3 separate regions of the Homo sapiens genome follow, and all the other regions are linked to region 2. The links are chromatin contacts, found by Hi-C or POLR2A ChIA-PET in ENCODE. All regions are on one chromosome and are shown on one strand. The core of a region is the stretch at or near the end of the contact, and the rest is flanking DNA. Distances in the headings are between cores, read along the strand shown. Region 1 overlaps LINC02391 (long intergenic non-protein coding RNA 2391). Region 2 has its middle 35 kb from the start of LINC02397. Region 3 overlaps LINC02391 (long intergenic non-protein coding RNA 2391).

Region 1 (4,238 bases), core at 1,642-4,141, 220 kb after region 2:
GAATCAAATGTTCGACCTGCCCCAAAATATCATACCTACTCACCCTGCATGTTACCTATTCAGGTTTGGTAGCTTCTCATGGTAATAAGGTAATCTTTATTTTTTAAATGCACGTGTTCTATTTCAAAAGCATAACATTGTCAGTATTCATTAATACCTTAAAACAAATTTGATTGATATTTTTTCTCATCTGGTTCAGAGCAAAAGTCCTCAGGGAACAGCACCGGCGTAGGTGAAAGTTGATTGATGAGGGTAGGTGTGAAGAAGAGCACAGAAAATAATTTTGAGCTTGGGTGCAGTGTTACAGGACGAGCTTGGACACTCACAGGAGACAGCAAAATGGAAAGTGGATGCCAAAGAATATGAGCTGCCTGATTCCCAGTTTTGCCAAATTCAGCACTTTCCCCAGAGTTTTTTTGGTTAGTTCCCTTTATTTATTGATTTTGCCATTGCTTTGGCAGAAGTGCAAAAATTTGGGAAAGAATAATAGCATCACTATAACGAACATTTATTGAGCACTTACTCTGTGCTAGGTGTTGTTCAAAGCATCTGACATGTATCAACTTATTGTATTAGTCTCCTCAGCATGTAGAGATAGATTGCCATTATGATATTCATGCCACAGATCATGAAACTGTGGCCCAGATGTTTGAAGAATTTCCCTAAGATCATCCACCAAGTAAATCATGAAATCAGGATTCCAAGCAGTCTAGCTCCAAAGCCTGTACTATTTTACTTTATTTTATTTATTTTATTTTATTTTTTTTGTAGCGACGGAGTCTCATTGTATTCCCTAAGCTGGTCTTGAACTTCTGAGCCCAAAATATCCTTCTGCTTCGGCCCTTCAAAATGCTGGGATTAAAGCCTGCATTCTTCAGGCTGGGAGTGGTAGCTCATGCCTGTGATCCAAGCGCTTTGGGAGGCTAAGGCGGGTGGATCACTTAAGCTTAGAAGTTCGAGACCAGCCTGGGCAACATGGTGGAAATCCCCTCTTTACAAAAAAATACTAAAATTAGCCAGGGGTGGTGGCACACACCTGTAGTCCCATCCACTGGGGAGGCTGAGGTGGGAGGATTGCTTGAACCCGGGAGGTTGGGGTTGCAGTGAGCCATGAATGTGTGACCGCACTCAAGCCTGGGTGATAGAGTAAGGCCCTATCTCAAAAAAAGAAAAGAAAAGAAAAAGAAAAGAGGGGGAAGGAAGGAAGGAAGGAAGAAAGAAGGGAAGGAAGGAAGGAAGAAAGGAAGGACTGTATTCTTAACCTCTATTGTCTCTCAAACTTACAGCATTGATAAGTGGTAGGAAGATTCTTCAAATCCAGAGAGTCTGATTGTAGATCATCCCACTATAATGTCTCCTGAGCTGCAATGGATTTTTCAAGTATATTAGACTTTTACGTTCATGGAGACTCGAGTGGTCCAGAAAAAGTTACTTGGTTTAGGATCTTCTTGAAGTTGTAGCAGTCTGGTGTCTCAATAACAGTGCTCTATTGGTTTAATATAAAATAGCAATCTGAAGAAGGAAGTTGAGTGTAAACCTCACAAAGTGTTCAGCAAAATCCCTGCCCAGCTGTTAGTGTCCCAAACTAAAACGGAGAATTCAAACAAAATCACTTCTTGTCTCTGTAAAGGTCAGCTAAGATAAAAATGGTTTAATATTTTTCCCTTCTCTATATGACCAAAACATTGCCAGTGTCCAGGGAACATAAAAAACAAAAACAAAAACAAAAAAAACCCAGAAATCTTGGATATAGGAAATCACTACACGGTCTTTACATGTGTTTTTTTAGGCTTTCTAAAGGGCTTTTTGGATATCAAATGAATCTTCCCAGCTTCCAGGAAATAAACAGATGGCAGGTATCATATTAATTCAAAAATGTGATTAGAATTTGAAGAAAGATCTGCTCGGGTCTTCTCTTTCCCCATCTCCCCCAAAGATGGAACTAATTCTAGTAAGAGGGTCCATTTTGAAGCAGGAGAGAAAAATAAAATGCCTTTTAAGGCCAGTGTTACTGGATGAAGATCATCTTTCTTTTTCTTTTTCTTTTTTTTTTCTTTTTTTTCGAGACAGAGTCTCACTCTGTCACCCACGCCGGAGTGCAGTGGCATAATCTCGGCTCACTGCAACCTCTACCTCCCGGGTTCAAGCACTTCTGCCTCAGCCTCCCGAGTAGCTGGGATTACAGGTGCTCAGCACCATGCCTGGGTAATTTTTGTATTTTTAGGGGAGATGGGGTTTCACTGTGTTGGCCAGGCTGGTCTCAAACTCCTGATTCCCTCTGATCCTCCTGCCTTGGCCTCCCAAAGTGCTAGGATTACAGGCATGAGCCTCCAAGTCCGGCTGGAGCTCAGCTTTCTGATGACTCTCTAGGAGCTGAGAGTATGGAAAAGGAATTGCTGAAGAAAGTGGGATGGGATCAAAGGCAGGTTTACACAATGTGTAAGCTATGGGGGCAGTGGGGGGAGGGGGGGGCTCCATCTTAGAAATCCTTTCTTCTTTTCATCTAGTAATTAGCTATTCTCATACCCAAATTAAAGTATTTCTCCCTAACATTCAGTAAATAAATGTGAAACAAACAAACTCCAACAAACAAAAGGATACTGTTGGTTTGTCAGAAAAAGTTCTTTTCTGTTATTCTCCAGTTTTCAGGAGGGAAACACCTCACCCACTCTCTTAATAGATTTGACCTACCTTTGCTTGAGAACATCTTTCATTTCCATGGAAGCTTTAAAGAAACAGTAATACATCACAGCAAGGCTTCCCAACCTTTTTTGTCAAAGAGAAGCTGCTTTTCATTTTCCCTAAAGCTTTAAGGTCAAGAGATGGGGGTGGGGAGTTCCCAGTAGATTATTCCATTCCTCCTCGGGGAACTTAACAACCCCAGGCCACTGACGTGAGCACCATCAAATCAGGCTTCCAGATCTACCCACATTTACTGGTTAAGAACTCCCATACAAGAATTCTTCCTTTCAATGAGAAATGGAAAAACTCATAAAAAAAATAAGCAATTGCTTGCTGTTTCACTTTCCCAGAAGATGTTCTGAGCACCAGTTAACCTCATTTGCCATCAGAATCAGCCAAAACAGTGAAAGTGACATAGTTTAGCCTCTGAAAATTATTTCTTCATAGCTGGACACCATCCATGTATATTCCCCAAACCAAGTTTTCTGTGAATGCCCTTGTTGCTCTAGGCAGAGTTTCCAGGCTTGCCTTCCCCATTGAATGGAATGTTCAGCCAGGTTTCCACCCCTTGGAGGGCTACTTTCCTGCTAAGATAAGAATTTCTCTGGAAATAAATTACTGACTGTAGGTGCTCACAATCTCACTATCCATTTGCTCTTAAACCAACTCACAATTCTTGAGTTTTCAGAGTAAAAACTATGCTTCCCTTCTGGATTGGAGGACATGCAGTGTAGAGATGAAAAAATTATTTTATCTATCCAGGTGGCCATGCTAAGATGGCTCCCTAGGACTGCCCTAGGCAGGACCCTATAGGCAACAGAAATCAGCCCCATCGAGTTGTAGATTTAATAGTTGGAAGAAATCGCAATGGATCATTTGATCCAGTTCAGACATCTTGGGTAGAATGACTCCATTTTACTGAAGACAAAGTGGAGAGCCTGAAAGGTGAAAGGCATATCCAAGGTTATCTGGTCATCTTGTAGAGCTAGAGAAGGCAGGAGACCTAGGGCCCTTATCTACTATCTCCTACTTCAATACACTGCTTTGCAAATGCTTAAAGGACTATAGGATGCCAATACCTAATGACTTTCTCATGCCCATGAGGTGTTTGCAAGGGAGAAAGAATGGAATACTTCTTAATACAACATAGGAGGTCCTATGATATCAATTCCTTCTGAGGTCTAACTTAATCTGACCCAAACCCAGCTGGGCATGGTGGCTCACACCTGTAATCCGAGCACTTTGGGAGGCTGAGGCAGGAGGACTGATTGAGCCCAGGAGTTCGTGACCAGCCTGGGCAACATGGTAAAACCACCATCTCTAAAAAAAATAAAAAATAGATTAAAAACCTGACCCAAACTTGAGCAAAGGAATGACCTGTAACATATTCGGTATTTATGGATTGATGGACTATTTTAATTAATTAATTGATGTTTTAGAGACAGGGAATCCCTCTGTTGCCCAGGCTGAAGTACACTAGCACAATCATAGCTCACTGCACCCTCCACTCCTGAGCTCAAGTGATCCTCCCACCTCAGCCTCCGGAGTAGCTAAGA
Region 2 (4,184 bases), core at 318-2,817:
CTGGCACCTCACCCTGAAACCAAATCGCCCTGTCTCCATGGGGGCTGGGGACAGATTTAGTTTTGTAACAACACAATGAAGTATATTTTTAACAAATAAACACAATCTTGGCAGAAGCATAGGCATCTTTAGCCAGTAAATACTTCGTGCACTTGTGCTCAACTTTCCATATCCCCTACATCCCCCAGCCATCGCCCCACAAATGAAATGAAAGCTGGGAAAAGAAGTAAACTATCACAAATTCATTAAATCAGAAAAGATGTCTGTGGCCTCACTTTACAACCAAATATTACCTCTCCTTCTGAGTGGCCACTGTCTAAACAACCCTCGGCAATTTTATTTGCATTTCCTGGCCTTGACTCTTGCTTAATAGCTGGTGCTGTTTGTATTTAATCACTATTTTCTGAACTCTGTCTCTTGTCCATTTCACCTTTTCTCAAAACAAGCCCAGCCTGCACTTCTGGGAAATTATAGTGCCAAATCTTCAAGGCAGGTTAAGTAAAGAGCCGAGCTTGGAAAAGCACAAATCGTTTTGGAATATCTGGGTGTCAATGTCCAGGATTCTTGGGGACCAATGACGAGCAAGATTCAGGAACACAGCCAGTTTTTCTTAGCATTTTGTCCAGGCCCATGCTGGGAATTCGCAGCTGCTGTGTGTCGGCTCAGGGGAGATTTATTGGGAAAGAGTGAGTTTTAGTTAATTCCAGCAGCTCGTGAAAGCCACATATGACTGTCACCCAAGGGTCCAGATTACTCTCTCCAAGGGAGAGATAACTGTGAGGGAGAAGTGAGAAGAGGATGCTGAACGCAGGAAAAACGAATGACGGAAGAGAAAGAACATTCATGTGGGATTCAGGCTGCAAACAGGGAAAATCCCAGAGAATGAACCCCTTCTCTTTTTCTGAATGCTACACCCCACTCCCTGTGGCTCCCAGCCTCTCATAATTGCAGTTTGGATTGGAGTGCTTCTCTTGGCTACTGAGTGTGATCACACTTAATTTCAAGTAGCAAAGTCCATTTCAACCCATATTTTCATACTGACAAGGTGAATCTGAGTAATAGCTGTATCGAGGCTGGTTTTGGAATGACTTGCCCTGTCGATGTGAGTATTTCTCTTAAAAAAGAGAATGTGTGTAATAGTTCAGAAATAACCTTTTGCTGTCCCTAGAATCACCTCAGGAATCCCGTGAAGAGCAGCTCTTTGAATTTGCTGGTCAGAAAAGATTATTGCCTCCAAATGTTGTCTCCTAGGTCTCGTTCACTTTATCTCTGTTTGGGTATTTCACCCCAGCATGTCCTAAGCTCTGTCAAAATCTCCAGCTTCTTTTCACTTTCCTGACACCTGGTTTAGAACCTAACTTAATTTTTTTTTTTTTTTGTCTTCCTTAGCTTCTGACTAAGGCTTTTTTGTGTTTCACTGGTTTTTAGATGTTTGAAACTGATTTCAGAGGTTTGGTTGTTCTTGAGTAATTTCAGAGACATGGTTCCTCATTGTATCAAGGGATGATTTTGCTCAATGAAGCCTGACTCTCAGAGGCGGAGGATGGCATAGCAGTTCCAGGTTTTGAGTTAGGACAGAAATAGGACAATGTCCAGGGGCACAGGGGAGCCATCTGCCTCCTTAGGCTCTTTACTTCTGTCTCATTACCTAGTTTTGTGTCCTGTGCACATTCCTGAGAGAGATGGGATGGACCACTGTTGGCTTAGATTGCTCAGGATCCACTCTCTGTATCTGGAAACACCTTTGAGGGAAGCACATGGCTGAAGGGAGGTGGGGTATAGCTGAACCAAATGGGAATTTGGTTAGGGAGGTCAAGATGGGGAATGGATGTTGGAAACAAGTAGCATCTGTAACACTGCTCTTTTGTGTCCTTCTTTAGAAACTTACAAACTCTCAATATTTTATTTTTTTTAATTAATTAATTTTTTTACTTTATTTTTTGAGACAGGATCTTACTCTGTCACTCAGGCTGGAATGCGGTGGTGCATTCACAGCTTGTTGTAGCCTTGACCTTCTGGACTCAAACAATCCTCCTGCCTTAGTCTCCCAAGTAGCTGGGACTATAGGCACATGCCACCATACCTGGCTAATTTTTTTTCATTTTTTGCAGAGTCAGGGTTTCACTATGTTGCCCAGGCTGGCCTTGAACTCCTGGGCTCAAGTGATCCTCCTGCCTCAGTCTCCCAAAGTGGTGGGATTCCACCACTCAGGATTTTAATTGCCTATTGCCTCTATGCAGATGAACCTCAAATCATTATTTTTGGCTAAGGCCCCTTCTGCTCTCTAGCTACACATTCACTTTCAATGTTGTTACCTCTAATCCAACTTATATGATTGATATTCATCTTCTTTCATCTTACTCACTTCACTCAAACTCGGTCCTTCTGCTGACTTCCCTATTCTGTTTATTGTAGCACCTTTTTTTTTTTTTTTGAGATGGAGTCTTGCACTGTCACCAGGCTGCAGTGCAATGGTGTGATCTCGGCTCACTGCAACCTCTGCCTCCCAGGTTCCTGCGATTCTCCTGCCTCAGCCTCCTGAGTAGCTGGGTTACAGGCACGTGCCACCACGCCCAGCTAATTTTTGTATTTTTAATAGAGATGGGTTTCACCATGTTGGCCAGGATGGTCTCAAACTCCTGACCTCGTGATCCACCCACCTCAGCCTCCCAATGTGCTGGGATTACAGGTATGAGACACTGCGCCTGGCCATATTGTAGCACCATTCTTATAATTATTTAGACTTACTCTTCATAACCTCACCTTCCGTATGCCTATATTAATCTAGTCACCAAACCCTAATGACTCGTTCCTGGAGGAATTACTCTCATTCCTCTCTTTCTTTCCATTTTTGTTGTCACCACTCAGTTTAGACTCCTATCATCATATGCCTGAGCTAGCTTCTTGATAGGCCCTTCTTCCTTTGGTCTCTTCCCTGGTAATTCACATTGATGTAAACAGACACCTCATAAATCTTCCCAACAAGACTGCAATCATGTCAACTCTTTGCTCAAAAATCTTTATTCCTATTATCTCAAGATTTAGTACAAACTCCTTAGCTTCATATTCAAAGTAACCTTCCTCAATCTGATTCCAACCTACCTTTGGAGTCAACCTACCCTCAGTGATTTCTCTCTCTACTACTACATGTGAACCCTTCACCAACCATAAAGTTCCACTCAGTCTCTCTAAACACATCCTTTAGAGAGTGAATACAAGTTTGATTTCACAGCTTGCCACCTGCTAGCTGTGCATCTTTAGGCATAGTAACTTGCCTTTAGAAGCTTCAAATTTTGTATCTAAAATGTGGTTTTTAGGTGAATCATAAATGTGATCACATGATAAAGAATGCATGGAACATAGTAGTTTCTCAATACAAGTTTATGATGGAACAATGAGTGGCAATTCTTGATATTAAGCCTTAAAAGACCCTCTCCAAGCTAAATATTTGAAAGTCTTGACCTACATCTGAAGCTTTATTTCTCTCCTCTCACTTTTTCTCCATGGACTCAGTAATATTAACTTGTTTCCCACTCCCTGGATAGTGCAAGCCCTGCCAAATATTCCATGCTCTTACATATATTTCTACTCTCTATGAGGTTCTTCTTTCTTTGTCTACCTAGGGAGCTCCACTCATCCTGTGAGATCCAGGTTGAAAGTCTTCTCTTCTCTAGTCTTGCCATTACTCTCATGGAATAAATGGATTCATTTCTCTTCTGGACTCTCGCATATGTGGATTTTTGAGCCCCTATCTATTTCCACTTGTGGCCTATGTGCCCACTCAACACCAGGGTACATCTCTTGCCTCTTTAATTCCCATGCACACAGTTTAGGAGCTGTTCAATAAATTACTATGTATTTGATTCAATTTCATTGTGTTTTGAGCATAAGGAAAATAAAATATCATTTCTGTACTTTAATTCTTCAATAGACTCCAGATGCTTTTCAAACCAAATCCAAGCTCTTAACCATGCTTTACAAGACCTGCAGAGTGTGGGCTGAATTCCTCTTCAGCCTCATCCTATAGCTCTCTGTCTTGCTCACTGTGCTCCAGACCTATTGGTCATCTTTCAGTTTTTTAAAGAATCCAAACTCATGCCTGCCTCAGAGGTTTTGCATGTGTTCCTCCCAGGAATACCTCATTCCCCAAGATTTTTATATTTCTGTTTTTTAAAAAATCCATC
Region 3 (4,216 bases), core at 248-2,747, 200 kb after region 2:
GGCATGAGCCACTATGCCCAGCCACTGTTTTTGTAAATAAAGTTTTATTGAAACATAGCCATGCTCATTTGTGCATATATTGTCTATGACTGCTTTTGTCTACAACAGCAGAGTTGAGTAGGTATGACAGAGACTACATGAGCTAGAGGCCCAAAATATTTACTATTTGGCTCTCTCTTTGCAGAAAAAAAATTGTCAGTCCTCGGGCCAGAGGGTAGAATGCATGGCAAGGATAGGGAGAAGATTAAAGGGGAGATGAGGGCAAGCTGGAAGGGATTTATGTGAGTTTAGATTTCATATGTAGGTCTAGAGAGAATGAGGCAATGGGTGCTTTTAGGCAAGGAAGTTCCTGAAAGGTACGATCTACGTCTAATATAATTTGTGCATAAAAACTGCTATGATATTTAAGCCAGTCCTTCTAGTGGCAGCTTTTGCAAGAATTCAAGCCTTAATGTCACTGCCATGTCTGGGATTAGCTCTTGAAATGGGAACCAAAAGATAGTGAAAATCCACTTACTTCCCGCCTCCCCCAAGCTAGACGTTGGTTTGGAAATGATCTATCTCCTGTGGTGAGTCTAGTGCAGATTGATCCAATAGTGTCCATTATAGCCTCTAAATATCTGGCCTGGGCTGACCTCAAGAATCCCAGAAACATGGATTGGTTCCAAGGTCACCCAGAAACTCGTTGGTCTTGCTTTAAGAAACTACAGAAATTTGAAAAAACTCTGGAATCATTTCTATATAGGATGACAAACAAAACTCAAGTGTTAGTGGTATGACATTATAGCCTCTAAATATCTGGCCCGGGCTGATCTCAAGAGTCCCAGAAACATAGATTGGTTCTAAGGTCACCCAGACACTTGTTGGTCTTGCTTTAAGAAGCTCCAGAAATTTGAAAAAACTCTGGAATCATTTCTATATAGGATGACAAACAAAACTCAAGTGTTAGCGGTGTGACAACTCATCAGATCTTTTCCGAGTTCTCTAAACCATGTGGATCAGTTTAGACTTTGCCACTGGGTGAGGTCAAAAGATTGCTGATCCATCTTGCTTTCACTGAGATTGGATTTCACAATAAAGCAGCCTTTCCCCTGGTGTCTTTGGCTCTCAGGATTTTGATTCCGTCCAGACCCTAAGTAAAGGGCAGGAGAAAATTTTGAAAGAAAAAGAAAGAGAGCGGGAACAAATGTGTTCTGAATTTCACATAACAAAGTGGAGCTCTGGGTTGTGGTTGAGCTTGGGAGCAGATGCCCTCATCCCTCTTCCCTCTGAGAATGCAGTGGGGAAATATCTGGGCTGCTCCAGTGAAGCTGTGGCATTTGGGTTTAATCTGATAGACCTGAATGTGCCTACTCTGAATCCAGACGAGGTTTTGGCCTGATGTTTTTGCCCAAACCTCAAGTGAGTATAAGCAAAGGAAGCCAAGTTCCCCACTTGTATCTACTGACTCATTCTACTAGAAGTCCGTTGCCCTTGTAACAGTTCGTGTTGTTTATTGGCTTCTGCCTTAAAAAATTTAAAATATAGTTGAACTGAAAGTTGATAGGTTATCATTTGAAGGAGGAAGTGGAAAGTTCCAAAACAGACAACAAAAGAAGCAAAACTTTGATTTTCACTGTGGCTGTTAGGACCCGCCCTTCCTCCTGAATTTTCAGCAGATGAGAGGGATTTTTTGTTTGTTTGTTCAATTTAATGCTTCAATTTTCAGGAAGGAGCCAGATGAAGCTTCTTAGGCATTATCTGCCTGGGACGTGATGAATTAATTGCAGGCCTCATTTTGTAGCAGTCGGTATCAATGGATGGGGTGCTAGTTCAGCCCTTTTGAAAGTATGTAGCAGACGGAGGTGGCTCCAATAATTACATTAAGACCGTGGATACACACTTGCCTTAGGGATTTGGAGTTGCGCTTAATCAAATCTGGATTTGACATTTCACAGCCCACATCAAGGATTTCTACAAAGGAACAGCAGAGCATTGCCAGCTCCTGCTCTTACTTAGCATCTCCTCCTGAGTAACTGAACAGTCCTTGTGCTAATCTTATTGATGCTTTGGCTGCATTTCTGCCCTGCTGCACAGCACTCAGCTTCTGTAGACCATCTTTTCTTTCATCTTTTTCTCAGTGAAAAAGTGTTTATTAAGTGTCCATCATGTGCCAGGGCCCTGGGTTAGGATCTGGGGTAGGGTAGATAGGGTGGTGAAAAAGGCTGGATTCTGAGCTCCTGCATTCGTAAAAGGTTACACCTAAGGCCAGAAGCAGTGGCTCATGCCTGTAATCCCAGCCCAGGCAGGTGGATCTCTTGAGCCAAGGAGTTCGAGACCAGCCTGGGCAACATGGCAAAACCCTATCTCTACAAAAAATACAAAAATTAGCTGGGCATGGTGATATGTACCTGTAGTCCCAGCTACTCGGGAGGCTGTGGGGAGATCACTTTAGCTGTGATTATGCCACTGCACTCCAGCCTGGGTAACAGAATGAGACCCTGTCTCAATTTTTTTGTTTGTTTGTTTGAAAAGGTTACACATAGCAGGAGTTACAGAAGGCTAACCCGTGGCTCAAAAGCAATGAACTGTTTTTCAGTTCATTACCTACCACGTGCCAGATAGAGGTAATACAAGGAAGAGTAATAGATGATGCCTGCCCTTGAGGAGTTTAAAGTTCAATGGGGTGGTTTCCAAACTTTAGTAACCCCAGAGGTCCCAGGGATGCCTATTTAAAATGAGGACAAGGAACACGGGAGGCGGAGGTTGCAGTGAGCCAAGATCGCACCATTGCACTCCAGCCTGGATGACAACAGCCAAACTCCGTCTCAAAAATAAATAAATAAATAAATAAATAAATAGTAAAAATAAAATGAGGATGAAGACTTTGCATTTTTATAGGCAGGTATTTCTGAAGTAATTGTTCTTTGGATCATATTTTGAGAAATACTGATAAAAGTATAAGTAATATAAACAAACAGTTGCTTAAATAGCCCCTGTCACAGTAAAGGCGCAAAGGTAGAAGAGCTCAGTTCTCCTTGGGAGGCCATAGAAGGCTTCCAAGATGAAGATCTAGATCAGATCTTGTAGAATGATATACAGTTTAATAGGTAGACAATACCACAGGTAAAGCAGTCAAGGGAGAGAAAGAATTCCAGGCAGAGAAGAGAGCAGGCACAAGACACCAAGGTGGAGAGAATGCACCTATTTAGGTGCCCTGTGAGTACAGAGCGGAGGTACAGGGGAGTTAGGTGATTAAATTTGCATTTTAGGTAGATCATTCAGATGGCAATGGGGTATTTGGTAGGAGACAAACAGGATAGGGGGCAGGGAAAATTTAGGAGTTTCTCGATTAGTGTTGTTAATTGTAAAAATAATAGGTTTGTTGTCAGGATAAATATGCAAAATATTCATTGGTTGTAGGGACATCTATGTATTGAGCTTCTACTGTGAGTTCAGTATTCAGCTGGGGAGAACCACATGTGAATAGATAATTAGAAAGTGATCATGACAATGATAGACATCCACACAGGGTATTTGTGTGGAAACCCAGCCCCAGGAAGAGCTGGAATCACAGAGGAGCCAGGTTGCCAGCACCTTCACTTGGGAGTTCCACCACTGGCATTTCATCGGCACTGTTTCTGCACCTGCTTCTCACCTTTCTCCTCATTCACTGGCTTCCTCTGTCTTCTGTATCTCCCTCATACTTTCTTCCAACTCAAAATTTTTACTCCCTTAGAACTTCACTTTCCCATCATTCCTCAGGGCCATGATTCTGTCTCACAGCATTCTTCTGCTTTAACTCCCACTCTATTGCCTCATCCTCTCAGTATTTACTGTTTGAAATTCCAAGAGAAAGAGTCCAATGGGCCCATCCCATCTCTTCATGCCATGCTTTCTAATAGGTCGCTGGCCAGTCTGTGGGTTGCTGTCCACGAGGAAGGTGACAATCCTCAGCATAATCATCTGTGGCTCAGTAGGACGGGTTTGTAGGGCACAGAACATGACTGCTGAGGGCTGCTCATGTTGCAAGGGACATAAAAATGTTATATCCCCTTAGGAGAATATGTACTTGTCATGCTTGGAAAAAGAGACCAGTGTGATCATCGAGGTGACACTGAGCTGTGTAGGGTTAATTTTTTTATAAGAAACATTTCAGTTTTGTGATGTGGCTGATAAGAAAGATAATGCAAATATTTCCAACTTGAATAACTAAGTGAATGAAGATGCCATTAAT

What was found. A loop is a pair of places that touch in the nucleus more often than their neighbours do. ChIA-PET counts read pairs that join two places held with the same protein, here RNA polymerase II (POLR2A). Pooled maps may share reads with other maps.
Region 1: a loop to region 2 is called in a map of heart right ventricle, with 1.8 times the contacts of the local background. The contact joins two enhancer-like sites. A Hi-C loop is called at or near these places in 1 of 168 maps with a recorded cell type or tissue (heart right ventricle) and 2 of 50 pooled maps. POLR2A ChIA-PET finds 5 or more read pairs at or near these places in 5 of 52 experiments (CD4-positive, alpha-beta T cell, CD8-positive, alpha-beta memory T cell, activated B cell and 2 more).
Region 3: a map of naive thymus-derived CD4-positive, alpha-beta T cell shows a loop between it and region 2 (7-fold over the local background). The contact joins two enhancer-like sites. A Hi-C loop is called at or near these places in 2 of 168 maps with a recorded cell type or tissue (heart right ventricle and naive thymus-derived CD4-positive, alpha-beta T cell) and 8 of 50 pooled maps. POLR2A ChIA-PET finds 5 or more read pairs at or near these places in 3 of 52 experiments (B cell, activated CD4-positive, alpha-beta T cell and activated naive CD4-positive, alpha-beta T cell).

The regions. Positions count from the first base shown.
Region 1 is chr12:92,277,389-92,281,626 of GRCh38, reverse strand. The region is part of intron 2 of LINC02391 (long intergenic non-protein coding RNA 2391); the gene reads left to right. Among named protein-coding and RNA genes, the nearest start is that of LINC02391, 84 kb to the left of the region's middle. Within about 2 kb of position 2,891, at least 4 of the 41 ENCODE cell types and tissues checked have a DNase peak (open chromatin) inside an H3K27ac peak, as active enhancers do.
Region 2 is chr12:92,500,019-92,504,202 of GRCh38, reverse strand. No RefSeq gene overlaps it. Among named protein-coding and RNA genes, the nearest start is that of LINC02397, 35 kb to the right of the region's middle. RefSeq lists an enhancer at 1,126-1,375. Within about 2 kb of position 1,567, at least 6 of the 41 ENCODE cell types and tissues checked have a DNase peak (open chromatin) inside an H3K27ac peak, as active enhancers do; they include B cell, where a contact is called at or near this core.
Region 3 is chr12:92,295,357-92,299,572 of GRCh38, reverse strand. All of the region lies in intron 2 of LINC02391 (long intergenic non-protein coding RNA 2391), which reads left to right. Among named protein-coding and RNA genes, the nearest start is that of LINC02391, 66 kb to the left of the region's middle. RefSeq lists enhancers at 1,422-1,471, 1,502-1,591. Within about 2 kb of position 1,497, at least 5 of the 41 ENCODE cell types and tissues checked have a DNase peak (open chromatin) inside an H3K27ac peak, as active enhancers do; they include B cell, where a contact is called at or near this core.